Linked DNA regions of Homo sapiens: regions 1 and 2 are each linked to region 3. A link is an interaction called in ENCODE POLR2A ChIA-PET data of the cell type or tissue named here. Cell type or tissue: OCI-LY7. All regions are shown on one strand.

Region 1 (5,000 bases), 160 kb after region 3:
ACATGCCAAGCTACATCTTGGCTGCCTTGATTTTTGCTGTCCTCCTTCTGTCGGAAATGTTTTCCACCCACTATGCTGTTCTTCCTTCACCCACCTCCATCCCCCGCCAACTCATTCATTAAGACTCAGCTTACTTTCATCGCATCCAGGGGGTTTTCCACGAGCCCCACCCCTGCCTGTGCTCCCACAGCCCCTGAGCTGGATAGGAGTGCCTCTTCCATGCTCCTTAGTCTCCCCTGTCACTGCCTGTTCCATTTCTGGGTTTACTGTGCACATTGTAGTACCTATGTGTTCTTCTCCCCATTAGACTGAGTGTCTAAGAGGAAGGACAGGATCTTTTTCTTCTGAGACCCGCCTCGTGCCTGGCACATAATAGGCACTAAATGAATATTTACCAAAGGAATAAATTAATAAATGAAAGAATAAAATAAGGCTTCAAGATAACAAAGGGCAAGAAACCAGGCTGGGAGTGTTGATTCCTCTCTTCCTTTCCTTTCTATTATTGCTGGTGCTGTTCTGAATCACCACCAAGTGGGCTTTCTCAACAGCAACCGGTAGTGCCATCTGTACTCCCACCATTTGTCTGCAAATCTTTTTTTTTCCCCTACTTAAGAAAAGACAGGGCCAGAGTAGGTAATCACTACATTTACTTTTAGCACTGCAATTCCTGCCCCAGAGGATGATGATGACTTGCCCAATTCAAGAAAAAGAAAACCTGAGCTTGTTCTTGTGGGCTTTCTTGTTGGATTCCAGACATGTGGGTGTCAGGGTCAGACTTGTGAGTAGTCCTAGAAGGGCACTTTTGAGATGTTTTTAGATTCCTGAGGTAGGGTCTGAAGGTCCTAGTTTTTCCAGAGTATTTTTGCAAACTTTTCACAACCACAACCAACAGAAAAGGATGAGGTTTTTGGAGGGTAGGACTGAGCCAGCATGATGGGCAGCCAGGAGAACCCAGGGCCAAGATGGAGGGAGGACCTGGAAACAGAATGTTCAAGGTGATTCCATTTGCTGAGGCCCCAAAATAGGGGGCTGGAGGACATAGAGAAAGGCTCTGTTGGCACATTTTGCCTGTGTCTGTATTTTCCTAATGTCTAACAGCATTGAATCTGGGAAATATTAGACATCTGCCAAGGGGGAAAGTGACACAGGACTCGGCAGTGTCTAGGATTATTTTAAAAAAACCAAACTTGTCCTCAATGATGGGAGTCACTGAAAATATCTTACTCTTGCAAAAGTATGGACTTTCTAAATTAAGATAAATAATTCTGGCCCTTGCTTCTTGCATATTCCTAAGATCATGGTTATATAAGCAGTAAGATTCCTATAAAACTTTGAAAAAACACCAGTATACTTTGCAGCCAGTTAGGCAGCCATTTCTTCTTTTCAGATAAAAGAGTCCCGATTTTTCTTTTTGGGAATTCATCCTTTTCCACATTCGGTCCATTTGGGGTCTGATCATCTTTTGGCTCCAGGAGTGGGCAAGTGTTAGGCTCAGGACTAGACAATAAGAGGAGTATATTCCCTGGGCATGGTGATTTGTTTAGGGGAGAGAACACCAGTCAGGCCAAGGAGAGATAGACATGGAAGTTGTCTTGGAATGCTTGTCAAAGATTTTTTTTCTTTTTTTTCTGATGGGATGACTACTGTGAGAAAATGTAAGCCTAGAGATGCTAGAGGCCATATCTGGAGCAAGCCTTTCTGGAAATAATGCCAAGTCAGAGGAAAGGAAAGCCTGCTGATGGAGAAAATCAGATTCCTGATGACACAGTGTCTGTGCCTAGATCAAGCCAGCCCTGAAACTGACAAAACTCTGGACCTTTACATTCCAAAAGCCAATAATTTTTCTCCTCCCCACCCTCTTACCCTGCTTGTTTAAGGCAATCTTAGTTGGGTTTCCTGTTACTGCCCCCACAGAGAGTACTGACAGCCTAGGCCCTGGGACTCTGCCTGGGGTGGATGGAGCTGCTGCTTCTGTGGCCATCTAGGAAGTATTTCTTATTTATGCCCTTCTGGTTCATGCAGAAATGATACAGGAGCCCAAACTATGGAAAATGGCAGGGGTTCTTAGGAAAGAAGCTGGTTCTGTTTACCCTTCTTTATAGACAGACGTGTAAAGTAAAGAAAATCACATTGATTTGAGAGATGACATATCTTTCTAAGGTTACTGTGAAACTTTGAACACTTTCAAAAGGGAAAATAATTTTTCAGTTTTCCTTTCATCTCTATTTCTTTTCTGAGGAAAGAGGTAAGGAATGCTCTTCTACTTTGGATCTTGGGTTTTCTCTGTTTGTCCTTCCTCCCAGCCCATTGCCCTTTCCGTCTGCCCTCCCGGAGGCCACACTCACAGTCCTGCCTTGGCTGCCACATCACTGTGGGGCAAGCCTTCTCCAAAAGCTCCGGTTCTGAAATAGTTCTCTCTGATATCATTACTCGCGCTTTGCATCCCTTCTACTTTCTTGTTTCTCTTGAACTCAGTTCTGTCCTCATTCATTTCACAAGTATTTATTGGGTACCTACTATGTGGCAAGCACAGTTTTAGGCACTTCAGATACATCAGTGAACAAAATTCAAAGATCCCTGATTTCATAGAGCTTACATTCTAGTGGGGGCTGTGGGAGTCAGGCAATATATAATCAACACAACAAACAAGTACATTATGTAGTGTCTTAGAAAGGCTATGAAAAAATGAAAAAAAAAATAGAGAAGAGGAGGCGGTCAGGATTCCTGGGAGTAAAAGTGGTTGCAATTTTAAATAGTCTGCATTGAGAAAGAGAAATATGAGCAAAGGCTGGAAGGAGGAAGGGACTCACCATTAGAAATCTGGGGGAAGAGTGTCTCAGGCAAAGGGAACAGCCAGTACAGAGTCCCTAATGCAACACTGTACCTGGCAGTGTTTATGGAACAGCAAAGAGGTCAGTGTGCCTGGGGTGAAGAGAGGAAAAGCAGGACTAGCAGGAGGTCAGAGGAGGAGGTGAGTGGTAGGGGAGAGGTAATAGGGGTCAGTGTCATGCAGGACTTTGACTTTTTTCTGAGTAAAATGAGGAATCTTTGGAGGGTTTCAGGGAGAAAGGGACATGATCTGACTCAGATTTTCCAAGGACCACTCTGGCTGCAGAGTGAAAATAAACTCCAGAGGAGCGAAGGTGGAAGCAAACAGTATGGTTATTGCAGGAATCAATGCCGGAGACGCTGATGGCTTGGATCAGGGTAGAGGCTGTGCAGGTGTTGGTAAGTGGCTGGAAATCTGGGTCTCTTTTAAAGACCCAGCCATGAGGACTTGCTAACAGATTAGATATGGAGTGTGGGAGAAGAAGCATTTGTAAGGATAGAGCTGCCATCACCCGAGAAGGGGGAAGACTGAGGGTAAAGCACCTCTGAGAGGAATATTAGCAGTTCAACTTAGGACAAGCTGACGAGGAAGTTGGAAATGCTGAGCTGGCAGCTGAGCACTAGGTTTCAGGAGATAGGTCTGGCCTGGAAAGATAAATTTGGGAGTTGTTGCCATCTAGATGGTAGTTAAAATCTGATTGTAAACTGTAGGTCTTTCTTAGCCAGTAAGCCTCCTATTACCCTCCTGACTTTACCGAGAGAAGTTGACAGCATGACACAGTGGAGAAAATATAGGCTTTTGAGTTGGACAGATCTGGATCTGAGTCCCAGTGTTACTACCCTGCTAATCATGTGGCTCTGGGCAACTTTCTTACCTTGCTGAGTTGCAATTTACTTATCTGAAAAATTGGATGACAACACCTACTTCCTAGGGTTGTTGAGCTCATTAAATTAAAGAATGCAAAACTTTTGGTGCATTGTAGATTCTTAACAATTATTTTCTTCCCCTTCCTTTTTAAATGTAGTCTGGAGACTAACCAATGACTGTAGCTCTGGCCTTAGCTTTCTGGACCAGTGCTGCTCAAAGGGTGGTGCTTGAACTAGTAGCAATCAGCATCACCTGGGAGCTTGTTGGAAATGCAGCTTTTCAAGCCACACCATCCTACTGAATCAGAAATTCTAGGGGTGGGACCCTGAAATCTGTATTTGAACAAGCTCTCCAGGTGCTTCTGATACATACTAGAATTTGAGGACTACAGCTTTAGTGTCTTCTGATTCATAAACTTCCGCCTGACCCCTGAGCATACCTATTTCCCTGCTCATGTTTCTGCATAGCTATTTTCAGAAAAAGTTATATCAACCTCTTGGTTGAGTCTAGAATTACACTTTAACTCTTTCCACATAAAACAAAGCTATTCTAGAAGATACTCAAACTCAACATGACCCCGAAAACTCACTCTTCCCTGCCCCCCATCCCCTTCAAAGAGTAAAAACGAACTGTAAAATAACTGACTTCCTTCTCTCCTCCTAGGTTTCCCATTTTAATAATAATTAGAGAAATGTGTTCACTAAAAGCTCACTTTATGTGCCACATTACATGTATCAATGAAATGATATATAAGGTAGGACTAATGTGAATTTCCACTTACTAGATGAGGAAATTGAGGATTAAGGACATTAAATAGCTAACCCAAGGGAACAGAGATTGTGCCAATGGGGACATCAGAAGGAGACCATAAAGCTGGAGCAGAGAGAAGGGACTTGCTTTTTCCTCTTTGTTGCCTGCATCACCCTTGCAGTGCCTTTCACTCCAGCAGAGGCACTTTGTTCTAGTTGCAAAGGTAAATTCCTATTTTGCAATTTTCCCAACACTTGCAAAGCTATCTTTATTGTACTTCCCATCCCCATCCTTCAAATACCAGCATCACTGGCCGATGTGCCCTCCTCAAAGGCTTGGATTCCAGCCCCATGGGACACCACCAGACTCAGGAACAGCAACAGCAGTTGAAAACACCTACTTCTCAAGGTCTAGTCCCCAGATCTATGGGGTTCCTCCACCAAACTACTACTACTCTACTACTTCTCCTTCCTTTTTTTTTTTTTTTTTTTTTTTGAGAGGCAGGTTCTCATTTAGTCACCCAGGCTGGAGTGTAGTCATGGGATCATGGCTC
Region 2 (5,000 bases), 100 kb after region 3:
ATCCCAGTTATTCAGGAGGCTGAGGCAGAAGAATCACTTGAACCTGGGAGGCAGTGGTTGCAGTGAGCCAAGATCATGCCACTGCACTCCAGCCTGGGTGACACAGTGAGTCTCCATCTCAAAAAAAAAAAAAAAATACAAAAATCAGCTGAGCATGGTGGCATGTACCTGTAGTCTCAGCTACTCAGGAGGCTGAAGCAGGAGAATCACTTGAACCCAGGAGGCAGAGGTTACAGTGAGCAGAGATCACGCCACTGCACTCCAGCCTGAGTGACAGAGAGAGACAACTCAAAAAAAAAAAAAAAGGGGGGGGGGGCAAAAGATGTAAACAGACATTTCTCAAAAGAAGACATGCAAATGGCCAAAGGGTACATTAAAAAATGCTCAACATTGCTACAATGCAATATCTCACTGAGGTTAAAAAGGCTTAGATCAAACAGACGGCAATAGCGGATGCTGGCAAGGATGCGGAGAAAGGGGAAGGCTCGTACACTGTTGTTGGGATGTAAATTAGTACAGCCACTATGGAGAACAGTACAAAGGTTACTTACAAAACTAAAAACAGAACTTCCATATGATCCAGCAATTCCTATACTGGGTATATATATTTATATATTAGTCCATTTTCACGCTGCCCATAAAGACATACCTGAGACTGGGCAATTTACAAAAAGACGTTTAATGGACTCATGGTTCCACCTGGCTTGAGAGGCCTCACAATTATGGTGAAGGTGAAAGGTACGCATCACATGGTGGCAGACAAGAGAAGAATGAGAGCCAAGTAAAAGGGGTTTCCCCTTATAAAACCATCAGATCTCGTGAGACTTATTCATTACCACAAGAACAGTATGGGGGATACCACCCCCATGATTCAATTATCTCCCGCCAGTCCCTCCCACAACACGTGGGAATTATGGGAGCTACAATTCAAGATGAGATTTGGGTGGGGACATTGCCAAAGCATATCAGTATATATCAAAAAGAAAGGAGATTAATGTATCAAAGAGATATCTGCACCTCCATGTTTACCCAAGTACCATTCACAATAGCTAAAATATGGAACCAACCTGAGTGCCCATTAACAAATGAATGAATAAAGAAAATGTGGTATATACACACAATGGAATATTTAATTCAACCATAAAAAAGAATGAAATCCTGTCATGTGCAGCAACATGGATGGAACCACAGGCAAGGTTAAGTGAAATAAGCCCAGCAGAGAATGACAAATGTCACATGTTCTCACTCTTACATGAGAGCTAAAAATGTAGATCTCAAAAATAGAGAGTAGACTGGTAGTTACCAGAGGCCAGGAAGGGGAGTGGGGGGATCAAGAGGAAAAAAAGAATATAAATATATAAATGTATATTCACTGAACTTTACACTAAAAATGGTAAAGATGGTAAATCATGTATGTATATTTTACCTCAATTAAAAATATTTTTAAAAAAGAAATACTTGGGTAATCAAGTTCAAGACCAGCCTGGCCAACACGGTGAAACCCCGTCTCTACTAAAAATACAAAAATTAGCCAGGCATGGTGGCGCACGCCTGTAATTCCAGCTACTCGGGAAGCTGACCCAGGAGAATCGCTTGAATCCAGGAGGTGGAGCTTGCAGGGAGCCAAGATCACGCCATTGCACTCTAGTTTGGGCGACAAGAGCGAAACTCCGTCTCAGAAAAAAAAAAGAAGTACTAACGCATGCAGCAACATGGATGAACCTTGAAAATATTACACTTTGTAAAAAAAATTTTAAAAGCCAGACACAAAAAGCACACAAGATTTCATTTATACAAAATGTCCAGATAAGGCAAATCTATAGAAACAGAAAGTAGACTAATTGCTGCCGAGGGCTGGTGGTGAAAGAGCTGGGGGAAAATGGGGAAGGAGTGACTGCTAAAAGGCATGGATTATTTTTTGGGAGGTATCAAAATATTGCAAAACAGACTGTGATGATTACAAAACTCCGAGACTATACTAAAAACCTAAAAGTATAAGTGAATTTTACACTTTATATCTCAATAAAGCTGTTATCAAATAAAAGACAAAATTAAAAAGCAGCGCCAGTGTTCCATGAGCAGATTCTTGAAACACATAGAAATAGAAGTGTAAACTGCTAGTATAACTACATCCTCTTTTTTGGTTTACTTCCTCCTTTTACTTGTTCAATTACTAGACCAAAAATCAAAATCCAAATAAATCATTTTACCTTAGTCTTTTCTTCCAAAAAGTAATAAGGATTCTCTGTCATTCCCCTGCTCGTAAACCTAATACAAACTTTAGCAGTAGCAGATCATAATAGCATTTGAACAAGTTAGCTTCTCTGTGATACAGAGGAGCAAGTTATCCTTTGGATGATGACGATTTTAATTTTAATTTTTATCTGGAGATTTGCTGGCCCACTAGCTGCCAGTTCTCCACTAGCACCGAGGAAGTATAAATGAACACACTGACATGCACAGATCTAAGATCTTGCTTTTAACAATTTGTGAAGAACTGTGAAAGTTACAACCTGTAGTCATTTATAAGGGGCAGTGAATCTACCTGTTAGAGGTCTGTAAGGATAAAGCATCAATTTGACCCACTCTATCCATCTAAGCTGGTGTGCAAGGCACCAAGGTAACGAGCAATTCTAACCAACTGCCCAGCACCTCTAACTCAGCAGTAGTATGAAAACATTTATTGATCAGTGGATCTGTGAAGGCCTCAGGATAGAACCCTTGCAAATGTCATGGGTCAGTTATGTTAGCCAACATGACAGTTAAGGCCAAGAAAAATATATTCCACTACTTATAGGAAATACTCTAAGCATATACCAAATTTCACTCAAATGAAGTGTAATTTTCTATGCCTATGGCCCTACAGACGCTACGATTTTATGAGCAGAAATTTTTTCTTAGCTATAAAGTTTTGTTTTAAAATATTTACCCATTAAACTGTGAGTAATGTTTTTAAAAAGGATGACATATTTAACCCAACTTCAAAAATAAAACTATCTTACTGCATTTTTACTTCAAAGACAACAATAAAGTGAGAAAAAACTGAAATATGTAGAGGCAAATATCTCCTACATGAAATAATTCAATCTATTAAATCATTTGTAGGTGTTCTTTAAAATAATATTTGTTTATTCAAAACCTGAAAAAAAATTAACCAATACTATATTAGAATAACTTCCTCTAAAAATGCCTTACATAAAACTTTATCTACACTGAATGCTGTGATTCGGGGTGACTTGATAGTCTCAACTTCTTTAAATAACAGATTTGCACAACGCTTAAACACATACAGTTCCTTCAATATGATTCCAAAAGAAGCTTAACTAGATATCACCTAAGAGATGCACCAAAATTCAGAGGTTCCATCTAACCTGACAAACACACAGTATTGGGTTGTCTGTTAAGGTTCCCGAAAATAGGATAAACCACACTCAAAGTGGAATGTGACACACACCCACCCCTACCCAGACAACCAGTAGAAAAAATCGTTCTCCACTCTCTGACTAAACAGGTAAAACCCACAGATGTTCCCTCACATATAATCTTTACATGTGATAGCAGACTAACAACTACCCAGGGAACCAAAAGGCAGGGTTTTGAGAGGCATGTGTGATAGGAGAGGTAATCCACAAAGGGAGCAGAGTAAGGGGATGCTTTCTTCTGAAATGAGATATGACTTAACTGATTAAGTAAAGGACTCTGACTTCTATTAGGCAGATAACTTTAATTTGCTCTATTTTGATAAATTAATCCATTACAGTCATTAGGCCAATGCAGGCAGTGCAGAACTTGTAAAAATCAACCACAAAAGCACTGTTAACTTTGACCAAAAATAAGCCAAACTAACACTGCAATCTAATCTCTTTCTGAAGATGGTAACCACATTTTCACCGAAATACAGATGGGCAGATTAACTACAAACCACAACCAAATATTTGACACCAAACAGTCCAAAGACCACAGTGATGCACTTAATAAGCACACCAAACATCCATATTAAGTAACACAAGCACACTGATAAGTGTTGATTAACCAGTTTTACATTTTCTATCAGCTACAGCACAGAGGACCCTTTGCTTGCCAAAGGGAGTGCCATACGAAGGTAAATAACCTTTCTCTCTGCCTGACCCAGTCCAAGCAACTGTTTTAGAATCAATAAAAGGAGCCAAAGCCACTGCACTGCAGACCTAGCTTCTAAAGCAAACTTATCAGCTATCCAATCCTCAGCCCACAAGTGAGAATTTCCTTACAAATTCCCAAGTCAGAAAATTAACTAAAGTAGATATCTTCCCTGAAACTGTTTGAAGGGCTTATTATGTGTGACTTCTACATTTAAAAATTAAAACCTGTAATACACATTTTGCTCTATTTATGAAGAGCTTACATATGAACTAGTAATGATGTCACTAAGGCTCAAAGACAAAGTAAACCTCCAAATTTCAGATGACACTATAGTTAAACGTTTCTTTTACTTTTAATAGAACTATGGTTCAATTATTTGTTTATTTAAATAATAACCTTTATATAGTTCCTTTCCCCATTTATCTAATAGCAAAATTGCAGTCTACATCACATGATACTGTATGTGGATTTCATTTATTAAAAATGAGCCTTAAACAAACTTATTAAAACAAAGTTGTTTATTTTGCCGGTGATTGGGGTTGTCAAAATTTAAGCAAAGAAGTGTATAAAGTTCACTTATTTATCAGTTCAATTGTTCATAAAAAAGGTTACAAAAATAATATATGTAATATATTAATAATATGGGTTTTTTAAAGATTCAGACCATTAAAACAAATATTATCCTAAGAAACAAAGGATGTTAGGTTTAATTCAAACTGGGGTTTTTCCACAAATCCATCCACTTATAATCATTGACCACCAAAAGCTAAACAATGATCTGCCATCTGAAACGGCTTTGATGTAATACAGTCCTAAGAGTGACAAAAAGTCTTAGGTTAAACGGTTTTACCTAACAAAGAAATATTTGTTCTATTTGA
Region 3 (5,000 bases):
CTCCTAGACAACACCAACTCCTAATTTATGCACAGAAGTTTTGTCTGAACCTCATGAGCAGGTTTACAACACTTTTTTCAGACCTGCAAAATGTTTCACCAGTCTATAAAATTTTGTCGAGCCTTTGCTTTGCAAAAGGAAAAAAGAGAACGAGTCACATACCTTCACTGAAAGAATTAGAAAAAGCAATTCCAGAATAACATCCCAAGTGACAGTCTAATACTAACTGCAGCCACAAACAAACCTGCCTATAAGAACAATAAATAATCTTTCTGTATTGGTTGATACAAGTATTTGTCCTAGTTAAAAGGCTGCTTAAGGAGTTTCATGTTAGTAAAATAGAGTAGATGATGGTGAGAGGAAAGGGGTGGTATATCAGATTCCGTATTGCAGATTAAACTTTATGTGCCATTACCATCAGAGAAATGCAAATCAAAACCACAATGAGATATCATCTCACACCAGTTAGAATGGCGATCATTAAAAAGTCAGGAAACAACAGGTGCTGGAGAGGATGTGGAGAAATAGGAACACTTTTACACTGTTGGTGGGACTGTAAACTAGTTCAACCATTGTGGAAGACAGTGTGGTGATTCCTCAAGGACCTAGAACTAGAAGTACTATTTGACCCAGCCATTCCATTACTGGGTATATATCCAAAGGATTATAAATCATGCTGCTATAAAGACATATGCACATGTATGTTTATTGCAGCACTATTCACAATAGCAAAGACTTGGAACCAACCCAAATGTCCAACAATGACAGACTGGATTAAGAAAATGTGGCACATAAACACCACGGAATACCATGCAGCCATAAAAAAGGATGAGTTCATGTCCTTTGCAGGGACATGGATGAAGCTGGAAACCATCATTCTCAGCAAACTATCGCAAGGACAGAAAACCAAACATCGCATGTTCTCACTCATAGGTAGGAATTGAACAATAAGAACACTTGGACACAGGGTGGGGAACATCCCACACCAGGGCCTGTGGTGGGGTGGGGGGAGTGGGGAGGGACAGCATTAGGAGATATACCTAATGTAAATGACGAGTTAATGGGTGCAGCGCACCAACATGGGACATGTACACATATATAACAAACCTGCACGTTGTGCACATGTACCCAAGAACTTAAAGTATAAAACAAAAACAAACAAACAAAAAACCTTTATGTGCCATTAAAAGACTTCTGGAAAATCTCAAGTCAAAACTACATACAACCTCATACTTTTTTTTGTATAGGATATGTGACATTAATCATAAATTATTTAGAAAAAGGCAAGGGACAGACACATCTTAAATGTTTCTTTTAATCTAACCAATTTAAGAACATAAAAATCTCAGCAGCTGCTCAAAGGGTTAATTCCAAAAACTCAGAAATTTTTCAAAAAATGTTTTGAAAAATCTTGAAAAGCCAGATAATTGGTACCCTTCTCTTCCTTTTTAAAAGATTACAGATGGCCAGGCACGGTGGCTCAAGCCTATAATCCCAGCACTTTGGGAGGCCAAGGCAGGCAGATCACCTGAAGTCAGTAGCTCGAGAACAGCCTGGCCAAAATGGTGAAACACCGTTTCCACTAAAAATACAAAATTAGCCAGGCTTGGTGGCAGGCGCCTGTAATCCCAGCTACTCGGGAGGCTGAGGCAAGAGAATCACTTGAACCCCAGGGGTGGAGGTTGCAGTGAGCCAAGATCGCGCCACTGCACTCCAGCCTGGGCGAGAAAGCAAGACTCCACCTCAAAAATAAATAAATAAAAATAAAAGATTACAAAGCATGTATCTACAAGAAGTCAAAATGAGACAGAAAATTATATTTGGGAGTCTCCAAGAATCAAATGGTATCCTCTACCACCTAAACATGAATTCAGAAAAAGTATCAGGTTAAAAATATTTGTTCTTTCCCCTCATTACTCACAGTGTGACTATATCACTCATCACCCAAACCACAACACTGGAAAGTGAAAAAGGGTGATATTGATAATTTTGCCAGGATAAGAGAAGTTAGGATATAAGGGCTCCCTAGTTATTTTTATAATGGTCTCTCCTCTACTAGACCGAAGGTCAGTGATACGGAGGGGTTAGATATTCACTATTATATTTCTCACAGTAGCACATTCTCTCACACAAACTAAGCAGTCAAGCCTCACATGGTGAAAAATGAAACAAATACACCGGAGAGGACGTTCATAACTACTTAGCAAAGTGTAAACATTCTGACTAGTGGACAAAGACTAAGTGTGTAAGTCTATGGGTTTAGACTTTAAAACTCAAGAAAAGAATGAGAATGGAAATTACTTATGCTATCCCATTAAATATATCTAATGTTTTCTGTATACTAAAGGACCTACAAGTGTTCAAATCCTAACAGTAAAATCTTAAGAGTCATCACTAGTCAAGAAAAAGCTTCTGAAAGTATGGTATACTCCTGGTAAGTGAATAATGTGGGAATATATTTCTCCTCCAGCCCAGCCTCAGATTAGTATGTAAATTGTGAAAAGAGTACACAAATTGAATGTTTTTATTTGCTTTTCAATTGTTTCATGAATATTTACTATACAAAACACATTTTATTATTAAATCTAAATCCTTGTCCCAAAGGAAAAAAAAACACACAATAGCTTTATTGTGGCTACTTCAATTCTTAAAAGAGTAAAATAACCTAATAATTGTTTCTTACTGATCAAAAGTAATGTGTGCCTAGAAGATTCAAAACTGCTAAAGTTTCCTGATGGTACATAAGGACCTATATTCTGTACTGCTTCTCAACAACTTTGTATCAGCTTATCTAGTTTTCATTAGGACTAGTCCTGCTTGGCGGCAGAAAGCAATTGGTGTAGTTAAAATATTTATAGTTTCATTTCAGTTCCACTGTGGTTTGTTGAACAGACATAAAACCACAATCTTTATCATATGTGTCACTTCCTGTAATTCACAACTGAACCCAATTCCACTATTCATTATATAACACACTATTTAACAAAACAAAATACCACAGATAAAGAAAATAATTAGAATCCATTTAGGTTTTTTTTTTTTAAATTCTTTTCTCCAAGAGAGGTGTGAAAAGATCTTGAAAATCTGAAGAGGCATTTCCTAAGTGCTTTTCTTTCCTGCAGCTTTACTCAATTATACATAAGTCATCAATGCCTGTGATAACAGGATACAAAAAATAATAAGGATGCAGCACAAACAACCTAACTTTTTTATAGTTCTTCACACCTAAAATTTAAGAAATCAGCTAACAAATAACAAAACTGAAGGATGTAAACTTCATTTCCTATTCCACCTTCTGGTACTGCAGCTAATAAACAGGGAAATGGTCTACAGGTAGCTGGTAAAAGAAAGAGAGGAAAGGCAGAGAAAACACAAGAGCCAGTTTACCAGACACTAATTACACCTTCCTGGATGCTTCCCTTTTAAATTCCCTTCATAATTCATAAGGAATACGGTCCTTAAATTCATTTCTGGGATAGGCAAGAGTTTAGCTAGGATTTTTATTTTTAAACAAATTTAGACAAATATGAGTGACAAACTTCATTTTATAAGAAATTTAATTCGTATTTTATAAAATCACAGATTCAACTAATACAACATTACAATGAAACTGCTTCATCCAGGTCCCAAATAATCATAAGTGATGCAGTGGAACAGGAATAAACTGGCTAAGCACCAACTGAAGATATCAGAATATTTATGCAGCAAAAACCAGCAGACATCATATAGTAAGTAGTCAAAGAAATGTTTAGCATTGCACAGTTATTCCAGAAACAGGGAGTACACAATGTTTGGCTTATACAGTTTACAGACACACATCAAGCATGTACCATTTGTTCATTCATTTACTTTAAAAACATTTACTGAGCTCCATTATGGTTAATTCAAGGCCATGGAGAAGTGAAGAGGTATATCACAACTTTTGTCTTCAAGGAGCTCAATAATCAATCATGGCATGAACAAATAATACTTGTACCAAGTGAGGCAAGTACAAAAGTGCTATGAGAAAGCACAGGGGAATAAGAGATTTCTGCATCCTGTGAAAAACGGCAGCCTTCACAGAGAAGGTGACATTGAACTAAAACTAAAATAAGGACAGGAGTTTGCTAAAAGGGAAAAAAAGGAATCCTGGCATTCAGAGAAGTTTAACTTACACAAGTTGAATAGCCCTTATCTGAAATGCTTAACCCCAGAAGTGTTTTGGATATTTTATTTTTTCAGATTTTGAAATATGTGCATTATACCTACCTAGTGGGCATCCAAAATCCAAAAATCCAATTGAGAATTGAATGAGCATTTCCTTTCAGTGTTATGTTGGTGCTGAAAAAGTTGTGAATTACAAAGTGTTTTGAATTTTCGAATTTGGGATGCTCACCCCGTATTACTTACACCTGAGCTAGCCCTGGGGTCATGCCAAATGACCCAAATTGGTCTTCTTAAATCGTCTAGAATAAAAATCAAGACTTTTGTATTCCCTAGAAGAAACAAGACAGTAAGTACTACCATGACTAACCAGTAACATAAAAATAAATGGGTAACTATAGGAGCAAATTATTAAAGTTATAAAATGTAGGCAATTTACTTAAACACCAAACCTGATTCTTCATCAATAAAACAGAAATAATAAAAGCTGTCCAACCTACCTTCATAAGGTGGTTGTGAGGATCAAATATAATAACATATAGACAGCTTCTTTATCAACAGTACAGCACAAAACAAAGCAAATAATTATTTGTTTAAGCCTAATAAATCTAGATAATTCCTAATTCATGGATTCAAAAATTAAGTGAAATGTATAGACACGATATTATATATTTATATTAATACTAACTATTGACAAGTGATTTTATGTTTTACTGAACCACGTATGTTGTGAAAGGAGACAAGAAAATGCCTGTCTAATAGAAAAAATATATAAATATATAATCCTTAGGACTCTACAGCTAAGTTAAGGCTAAAATCAATTATTTATTATAGATACCAAATTAATGCTAGACAAA

What was found. ChIA-PET counts read pairs that join two places held together with the same protein. Peaks named below come from ENCODE experiments on the same cell type or tissue, not always from the same donor. Only the 100,000 strongest peaks of a DNase experiment are listed, where the experiment ranks them.
Region 1: POLR2A ChIA-PET joins it to region 3 with 7 read pairs; 2 of 35 experiments call an interaction of 5 or more read pairs at or near these places.
Region 2: POLR2A ChIA-PET joins it to region 3 with 5 read pairs; 4 of 35 experiments call an interaction of 5 or more read pairs at or near these places.

What each region holds. Positions count from the first base shown.
Region 1 is chr3:23,164,880-23,169,879 of GRCh38, reverse strand. No RefSeq gene overlaps it. Among named protein-coding and RNA genes, the nearest start is that of UBE2E2-DT, 36 kb to the left of the region's middle. In OCI-LY7, no CTCF peak of the experiment used is centred here; no DNase peak of the experiment used is centred here.
Region 2 is chr3:23,218,331-23,223,330 of GRCh38, reverse strand. The region is part of intron 3 of UBE2E2 (ubiquitin conjugating enzyme E2 E2); the gene reads right to left. Among named protein-coding and RNA genes, the nearest start is that of UBE2E2, 18 kb to the right of the region's middle. In OCI-LY7, no CTCF peak of the experiment used is centred here; a DNase peak (open chromatin) is centred at 2,130; H3K4me3 peaks cover 2,011 bases; H3K27ac peaks cover 1,995 bases.
Region 3 is chr3:23,322,835-23,327,834 of GRCh38, reverse strand. All of the region lies in intron 3 of UBE2E2 (ubiquitin conjugating enzyme E2 E2), which reads right to left. Among named protein-coding and RNA genes, the nearest start is that of UBE2E2, 120 kb to the right of the region's middle. In OCI-LY7, no CTCF peak of the experiment used is centred here; DNase peaks (open chromatin) are centred at 2,124 and 2,864; H3K4me3 peaks cover 1,655 bases; H3K27ac peaks cover 2,771 bases.